3 separate regions of the Mus musculus genome follow, and all the other regions are linked to region 2. Evidence: chromatin loops called from intact Hi-C (ENCODE). Cell type or tissue: gastrocnemius. All regions are shown on one strand. Region 1 has its middle 53 kb from the start of Gm24731. Region 2 overlaps Stxbp6 (syntaxin binding protein 6 (amisyn)). Region 3 overlaps Stxbp6 (syntaxin binding protein 6 (amisyn)).

What was found. Peaks named below come from ENCODE experiments on the same cell type or tissue, not always from the same donor. Only the 100,000 strongest peaks of a DNase experiment are listed, where the experiment ranks them.
Region 1: it touches region 2 in a loop (2.5-fold over the local background); 10 of 42 quality-filtered maps call a loop at or near these places.
Region 3: a loop joins it to region 2, with 1.8 times the contacts of the local background. A loop is called at or near these places in 6 of 42 quality-filtered maps.

What each region holds. Positions count from the first base shown.
Region 1 is chr12:45,160,732-45,163,231 of GRCm38, reverse strand. No RefSeq gene overlaps it. Among named protein-coding and RNA genes, the nearest start is that of Gm24731, 53 kb to the right of the region's middle. In gastrocnemius, a CTCF peak has its summit at 991 (motif pointing right); a DNase peak (open chromatin) is centred at 1,019.
Region 2 is chr12:45,008,781-45,011,280 of GRCm38, reverse strand. The region is part of intron 2 of Stxbp6 (syntaxin binding protein 6 (amisyn)); the gene reads left to right. It overlaps Gm38487 (a long non-coding RNA gene), which reads left to right. Exons shown (of 2, transcript XR_381564.3): 2 at 1-455. Among named protein-coding and RNA genes, the nearest start is that of Gm38487, 9.4 kb to the left of the region's middle. In gastrocnemius, a CTCF peak has its summit at 1,109 (motif pointing left); no DNase peak of the experiment used is centred here; H3K27ac peaks cover 348 bases.
Region 3 is chr12:44,931,770-44,934,269 of GRCm38, reverse strand. The region is part of intron 2 of Stxbp6 (syntaxin binding protein 6 (amisyn)); the gene reads left to right. It overlaps Gm33548 (a long non-coding RNA gene), which reads right to left. Exons shown (of 3, transcript XR_381565.4): 2 at 1,782-1,877; 3 at 1,344-1,664. Among named protein-coding and RNA genes, the nearest start is that of Gm33548, 6.5 kb to the right of the region's middle. In gastrocnemius, no CTCF peak of the experiment used is centred here; a DNase peak (open chromatin) is centred at 1,527; H3K4me3 peaks cover 982 bases; H3K27ac peaks cover 1,010 bases.

The sequences.
Region 1 (2,500 bases), 150 kb before region 2:
GTATGCCTTCATTTGGAGTCATAGAATCTCTGAAAGTCCCCAGATTTCCCAAAATCTTCAAGAACTTTGTATTTGTGCTTTTATTTTTTATGATACTGTAAGTCATCTAGATGAACATGACACTCTAGCTGCATCTGTATTTATGTTCACAATTAGGTGAATTTTGGTGCTACGTCACATCAAGCCAAGAAGTTTCTAGCAGTTCAAGTTAAGAGAAACCCTGGGAAGATGAAAGTGCAGCCTACAACAGTTCTAAACTTCTTTCTATGAGTCTAAGAGAACTTGTTTGCTAAGAGTCACAAGTACCTCTCCGAAAATATGCAATAAACACTCCTGTATTTAGTGGTACCAAAAGATAATTCAATAAGGAGAACATAAATGTGTATACACACATACCAACAAATACACAAATAAACAAAAAATACTAACAAAGTAATTGATCTTTTCTTTATTGAATGATTCCAGAGAAGGCAGAAATGACTGTGTTAGGGGCTTGAGACATCGCTCAGTGATTAAGAGCACTAATTGCTCTTCCAGAGGACCTAGATCCAATTCACAACATCAACATGGCTGTCTTTAACTATCTGTAACTTCAGTTTCAAGGAGTCCAGTGCCTTCTTCTGGACATTAGAAAGGCATACAGATAAAACTGCCATAATACATAAAAATAAAAACAAATTTTAATTCTTTTAATTAAAAAATATATGGTGAACACCATTAATCTCAGCAATATATATGTATATATATGTGTGTGTGTATATATGTTGTGTGTGTATATATATATGTGTGTGTGTGTGTGTATATTGTGTGTGTGTGTGTGTGTGTGTGTATGGACAATGTTAAGCCAAAAGTCTCCCACTTCTATAATGTGTATGCTAAGTTAAAACTTTGTAGATTTACATAAAAATAGGTGTAAAAAAAAAACATCCACAAAGGGAAGCTAAAGAATGTAGTACCTGAAGGGCACATTGCTGTGACTAGCCTCAGAGTGTCCTGTAGGTGGTGCAATATCACACATACATTAGTAAAGTGCTAGGGACCAGGAGGGTGCATCCATTTCTAAATAGCAAATACACAGGGTCCACCCAGGCTAGATTGGTCCTTTAACCATGACAGTAACTCGCCATAGCAATGAGTGTCAGACATTCAGACTGGATTTCAGACTCGTGGCAGTGATTAGTGGATGCAACCGAAGAAATGAAGAAACAAACGAAACAAGGACAGTGGCAGCTTTTTTTTTCCTTTTTTTTTTATTGGGTATTTATTTCATTTACATTTCCAATGCTATCCCAAAAGTCCCCCACACGCTCCCCCACCCACTCCCATTTCTTGGCCCTGGCGTTCCCCTGTACTGAGGCATATAAAGTTTGCATGACTAATGGACCTCTCTTTCCACTGATGGCCGACTAGGCCGTTTTCTGATTCATATGCAGCAAGAGATATGAGCTCCAGGGGGCACTAGTTAGTTCATATTGTTGTTCCACCTATAGGATTGCAGATCCCTTTAGCTCCTTGGGTACTTTCTCTAGTTCCTCCATTGGGGGCCCTGTGGTCCATCTACTAGCTGACTGTGAGCATCCACTTCTGTGTTTGCTAGGCCCCGGCATAGTCTCACAAGAGACAGCTCTATCTGGGTCCTTTCAGCAAAATCTTGCTAATGTATGCAATGGTGTCAGTGTTTGGAAGCTGATTATGGGATGGATTCCTGGATATGGCAGTCTCTAGATGGTCCATCCTTTCTTCACAGTTCCAAACTTTGTCTCTGTAACTCCTTCCATGGGTGTTTTGTTCCCAATTCTAAGAAGGGGCAAAGTGTCCACACTTTGGTCTTCGTTCTTCTTGAGTTTCATGTGTTTAGCAAATTGTAGCAGCTTTATTTGAGGAATATTTCCTGGGCCCCAGCAATGCCCTCAACATGGTACACCCATTATCTCTTTCCTATCAAATAGTCTATGGGTAATTATAATTAATAGATTTGTCTTATTTTACATGACAAGGAAATTAGAAACCAATACAGTCTAAAATGCCTTATTATACAGTCAAATAAGCCAGAATTCTAACACAAGTAACCTCATCCTAAAACATCCCCAAAACTGCTCTGCTGTGTGCAAAGACAGGGAAAGTATATGTATTTTGATAAGAGAAGATATTAGAGGAAGAAACCATGGCCATTGGGATTTGGTCCAGTGGGGCATCAGCCTGTTTCATCATCCCAGATTCTGACTGGCATTTCACACTCCCAGACACATCACCATTTTGGGGTACCTCCCTGTTTGCCACCTACATCTGGTTGTACTTCTTGTGGGGGAAGAATTCTTGTAGTCTGATCTCTTACTTCCACAAGCATCCTGCCAATACTGGGATCCTCTCTGTGGATCACTGTGGGCTATGCCTTTCCTCTCACCACCCACCCACAGAGCTAGACTCTGGAAGATCATGCAACAGCAGTTCTTACTTCCGTACACACTGGAATCACCTTGAAGTTAAAAAATGTCTGGGC
Region 2 (2,500 bases):
CTATGATGATGTAATTTCTGTCACTTCCACCCACCTTCTGAACACAAGTTATTTTTTATCTACCATATGTGGACCCCATGTGGTTGAGGCTGTGGAGCTCATGTTAGGCTGCATGCAAACCATGCATCTGCTTAACAAACCACATTACTCTGTGAAGCCCATGAGTGCTTGGAAGTGGATTTGCCATGCCAGGCTTATACCTGTCTGTTATTCCTTAAGATCCAAGTTTCTATTTTCATAAAGGAAACATTGGAAGCTGAGAGTGGCCCTCCTAAGCAGCATCCGCTCAGTTCTGACCAGAATTCTTTCTATAGTCTATGGATTTATGAAGGTTAGAGCATTTCTCTGCACACTCGTGGATACCTATACTCATGTATATGTAATATATGAAACATACATACCCATATGCACGTGTGCGTATTTGAAACAAGTAATATATTACTCTACAAAAAAAAGGGAAGGGGAGGAAAAATCCAAATGTGAAATATGTACAAATCCTGACATTGGCTTTTTTAATTTTCATACTTTTAAATATTTCTTCACTATGATATCCTAGATATAATTTTGGCCTCTTATTTAACATGATAAGAAGAATTTTATTTTGCATATTTTTAAAGAAGATAACTTTAATGGTTTCTTGTCTACCACAGATCCATTTGTTTCTGGGCTGGCTGGAATTTTTTTTCAATTTTTTATCATGAGAAATAATGATTTTGACATTAGATATTTTGGACTTTGAGTTGCATTATTTAGCTCATGCTGAACTCAAATTTAAAATCTATTTGCTTTATTCCCCAAGTACAATCATGAACCACCAGGCCTGGTTTGCATGCATTGTTTATAAATGAATAAACTGGGAACTGTGTGGATGACTAATAGGAAATGCCTACAGTACTAGAGGGTAGTAGGGTATGACTGGAACTTTAGTCCTCTGTTCCCTATGAATGTTTGCCCTGGATGAAAATTAATTGATTTCCAAACCTTTTTCTGGGGTCTGAAGAGATGCTCAGAAGTAAAAGCACTAGCTAGCTGCTCTTGTAGAGGTTCTCAATACCCACTTGGTGGATCACAAATTGAGTTCTAGGGCTATCTGGTGCTCTCTTCTGGCCACCGAAGACATTGCTTGCACATAGTGTGCATATATGCGTGGACAAAACACTCATACATGTAACTGTTTTAAAATTAAGTCATCCAGAATCCCTTTAAAGTATCATATTCTATTCATTTTTGTGTATTTAACAAAGAGTGAACAATACTTAGGCTATTTAATATTCTCTCCCTTCAAGTCCTCTTTGATATAATAAGATCCTTGAAACTTTAAGGCTTATGCTGTAATTTGATTTCAACACACATAGGATGTATGTATGTATGTATGTATGTATGTATGTATGTATGTATAAGTATACTGCCATATGTGACTGAGGCTGTTTGCAGAAAAAGGGAAGAAGGTATTTAAAATACTTAAGAGTGCAGCCTGACCAGGTTGCAGAAGAGGAGCTTTGATGTCTGGCTAGCTTGACTGCAAAATCATTAGTCGTTTTCTATTGGCTTTGTTAGATGAGGTATTAGAGAAATAATAAATGTCAACCAAAATGCTTAGGCTTTTCATTTTAGGTCAGTGCACTTAATTAATAATTTACTTTGACATTTTATCAGATACAACACCTGAACCTACAAAGCAATGGAGTTAATAGGTAATAACTTCTTAGGGTTTTCCCCTGCACAATACTAGATATTCATGTCTACAAAGAAACCATAGTCATTCCCAAAGTTAATTCCAAGAACAAGAACCAGAACCAGAACCAAAACCAGAACCAGAACCAGAAGAGGCTCACAGAGATTGAATGGCTGACCTAGCATCATAGAACTACTGCTGTTAGGCGGAAGAAAGAAAGAAAGAAAGAAAGAAAGAAAGAAAGAAAGAAAGAAAGAAAGAAAAGAAAGAAAGAAGAAAGAGAGAAAGAAAGAGAGAGCCTAATATTTTACCTCTTTTTTTTTTCTTTTTCTTCAAGACAGGGTTTCTCTGTATAGCCCTGGCTGTCCTGGAACTCACTTTGCAAACCAGGCTGGCCTCGAACTCAGAAATCCACCTGCCTCTGCCTCCCGAGTGCTGGGATTAATATTTTACCTCTTGCCGACCTGATTTTTCCCTCTGGCTATAGCAGATGAGGAAGGAATGAGTTTCAGGTGAGGTTAACTTGGGTGTCTGAAGTGAACATCAAGCTGCATCTCCACAGTTCCTGCTCACACCATGACAAAGAGTGAACTGTAACACACAGTGAGCTGTGGGTCAGGGAGGCATCTGTCCCTTTTGAGCTTTAATGATTGTAAGGATATGAGTTCGTCCATAAAAGGCAGCTGTGCAGTTCTGTCCTTTTTCTCTGCCAGGTCCTTCTAGACATGGAGACCCGGAAAGTGCATAGGGGAAGTACTTTGAAAGGAAAAGCCTGGTGTTGTTTTACTTTTGTCTTTAATTTAATATCTCATCAACTCCCAATGT
Region 3 (2,500 bases), 77 kb after region 2:
CTGTATTAGAATTTATATTCAATATACATGAAAGGAAAGACTGGTGTGTGCTAGAGGCAGTATCTCAAGTCTGTGAGGAAAATGTTCAAGTGTTAGTAAACAATATAGAAGCATTTGCCATCTGGACATTTTTAATTAGATTCATGCTTTATATCATATTTTTTAATTTATTAAAATACAATTGTATCACTTCCCCCTTCCCTTTCCTCCTTCCAGCCCCTCGAAAATTTCTCTCCAATTCCTTCCATACTCAAACTGGTAGCTGCTTCTTGCTTGATTATTATTACATATGAATGAATATATTTTTCTATGTAAGTGCATATGTTCGTGTATGTATACACAAATGATAAAACCTGCAAAGTCCATTTTTATTTCTTTGCATATATGTTGTTCTGAAGACTCTCTGTTTTAGATGACAAATTAGGAGGCTCATCCCTGGGAGAGGGATCCCTGCATTCATCATTTACCTATAATTTCGAATTCTCAATAGATGCAGTAGATAAACATAAAAAATTAATTGCATCACAAAAATACTTAGAAAGGGGTTAGGATAAGGACAGACTTCCTGGCTGGCTGATAATATTGAAACCATAAAATACAACCCTAACCCTAACCCTAACCCTAACCCTGGGAGCCATCCATCCTTAGATGAATAGATGAAAAAAAATTAAACGGAAGTATTGCTTAGCTGTAAAGAAAGACATTTATTTCATTTTTTTTTTAAAGGAAGATGTATGCCTCAGATCCTGTGGTAGGTGAAATAAGCCAGGCTCAGACAACTACAGCCTTTTCTCTCATGTGGAGACTAAGGCAGATAAAAGATGATGAGAAGTTGAAGGTGAAGATCTGGGTGAGTGCATGAGTGGACAAAGGGGGTTGGAGGAAGCAAGAGGAGAAATGAGTGAGGGGAGTAAGGATGAATATGAGGGAAACATGTTATGTGCAAGCATGAAAGGCTACTGTGAAAGCAACTATAATGTACAGTTAATATGTGGCAATAAGAGGAACTTGAGAATTTCTACCTCTGTGAATCTAAAAAAAGGGTTCGAAGATTCAGTATTGTTTATAGCAAGTAAAACCTTTATCCTTGGGTGTAAAGGGGAAATGAGAATGCTTGTTCATGTGTGTCACTTCCACATGAAGAAACTGTAGTACAAGAAGGGAAACGGCTAAGACTGACTGACTGTTGTTTGCCAGCCCGCGGCCTACCTGAACCGGGTACCCCTGGGAGGCAGGCTGGGGCTGAAAGAGACTTAGACTGCGAGAGAAGATAATGGAGACCAAGACATGTTTCTGTTCAAGGCCTGAGAGTTTGTGCTTATAAGGGGGAAGGCGACCCCCCCGTCCCCTGTCCCCTGTCCCCCAGTCCACTCTTGGTGCCTGGAGCCATTCTGTCAGCACTTTGTTGGTCTCCAGGCTGGTTGCTTATTCGGGAATCTCTCAGGAAGACAGGTTCAGCCTCTCCAGGTAGCAGAAGAGCAGGGCAGTTGTCACTTCAAAGAGGAGCCAGCCAAGTCCGAAAAAGCTGCACCACAGGTGGCCCCACCTCAGTGGCCACAAGGTTTGTACCAGCCTGCTTCAGGCTGGGGGAGGCTACAATGGACACAGATGCAGGAGTCATGTCTTAGCATCTTATTTTTGAATCATGTAAATGTGCCGTCCATCTAAAATAAGATTAACAAAAGCCTAATGAGTCCCTGGGTATCGACTGCATTTGTAAGTGCTTTTGAGGGATTTGGGAATTGGCCATCATGAGGAACCATCCCTTTCAATTAACAGACCTCAAGCTGTCTGCCAGATGCCAGAGTGCACAGGTGCTCACAGGTGCTCATTGCTGCTTCTCTGCGGTATTAAAGAAGGTCGTGCTTGCCATTCCCCTGTAGAAAAAAAATGAGTATTCTTTATTGAACAATTGAGCATTAAATGGAGCACTTTTCTGAAGTGCCAAGGGGGGGGGATGTAAAATGTTCCGATGACCACTGACAAGGAAGGCAATTTAAGAACGCTCAGTATCCGTACACCTCTCGGCCACCATGGGTGTTAAGCTAGTGCCAGAATCCATCGGCTTTCCATCTGCATCCCAGGCATCACCTCTCTAATTTTCCCTGTTCTTAAACATTACCTGTTGAAGCTGTTAAATCTAGCAAGTACTTTCACCTCCCCAATTAAATGCCCAATTACCAATCTGACGCTTTTGACTCCTGTTTTAAAATGAAATAAACCTGCCCCGCAGCTGTGTTGTTGATGGGAGCAGATCTTGGGGGTGAGCGCTGCTAACTGTTCTTGCTCAGAAGTGCTCTTCTCGCAGTTTAAACAGAGGTCTGATGCTGCCAGCCCCTGAGCTGCGCACATCAGTGTCAGCTGGAATCCACTATGTTCTCTCAAGGGAAGGAAGAGGACGGGGGCAAACAGGAATTGTCAGAGTCCGGTTAGGGATGCTGCAATAATTTCCCTTTTGAGAAAATAATAGTGCTTTTGTGTTAAGGCCAGGAAATGAGAC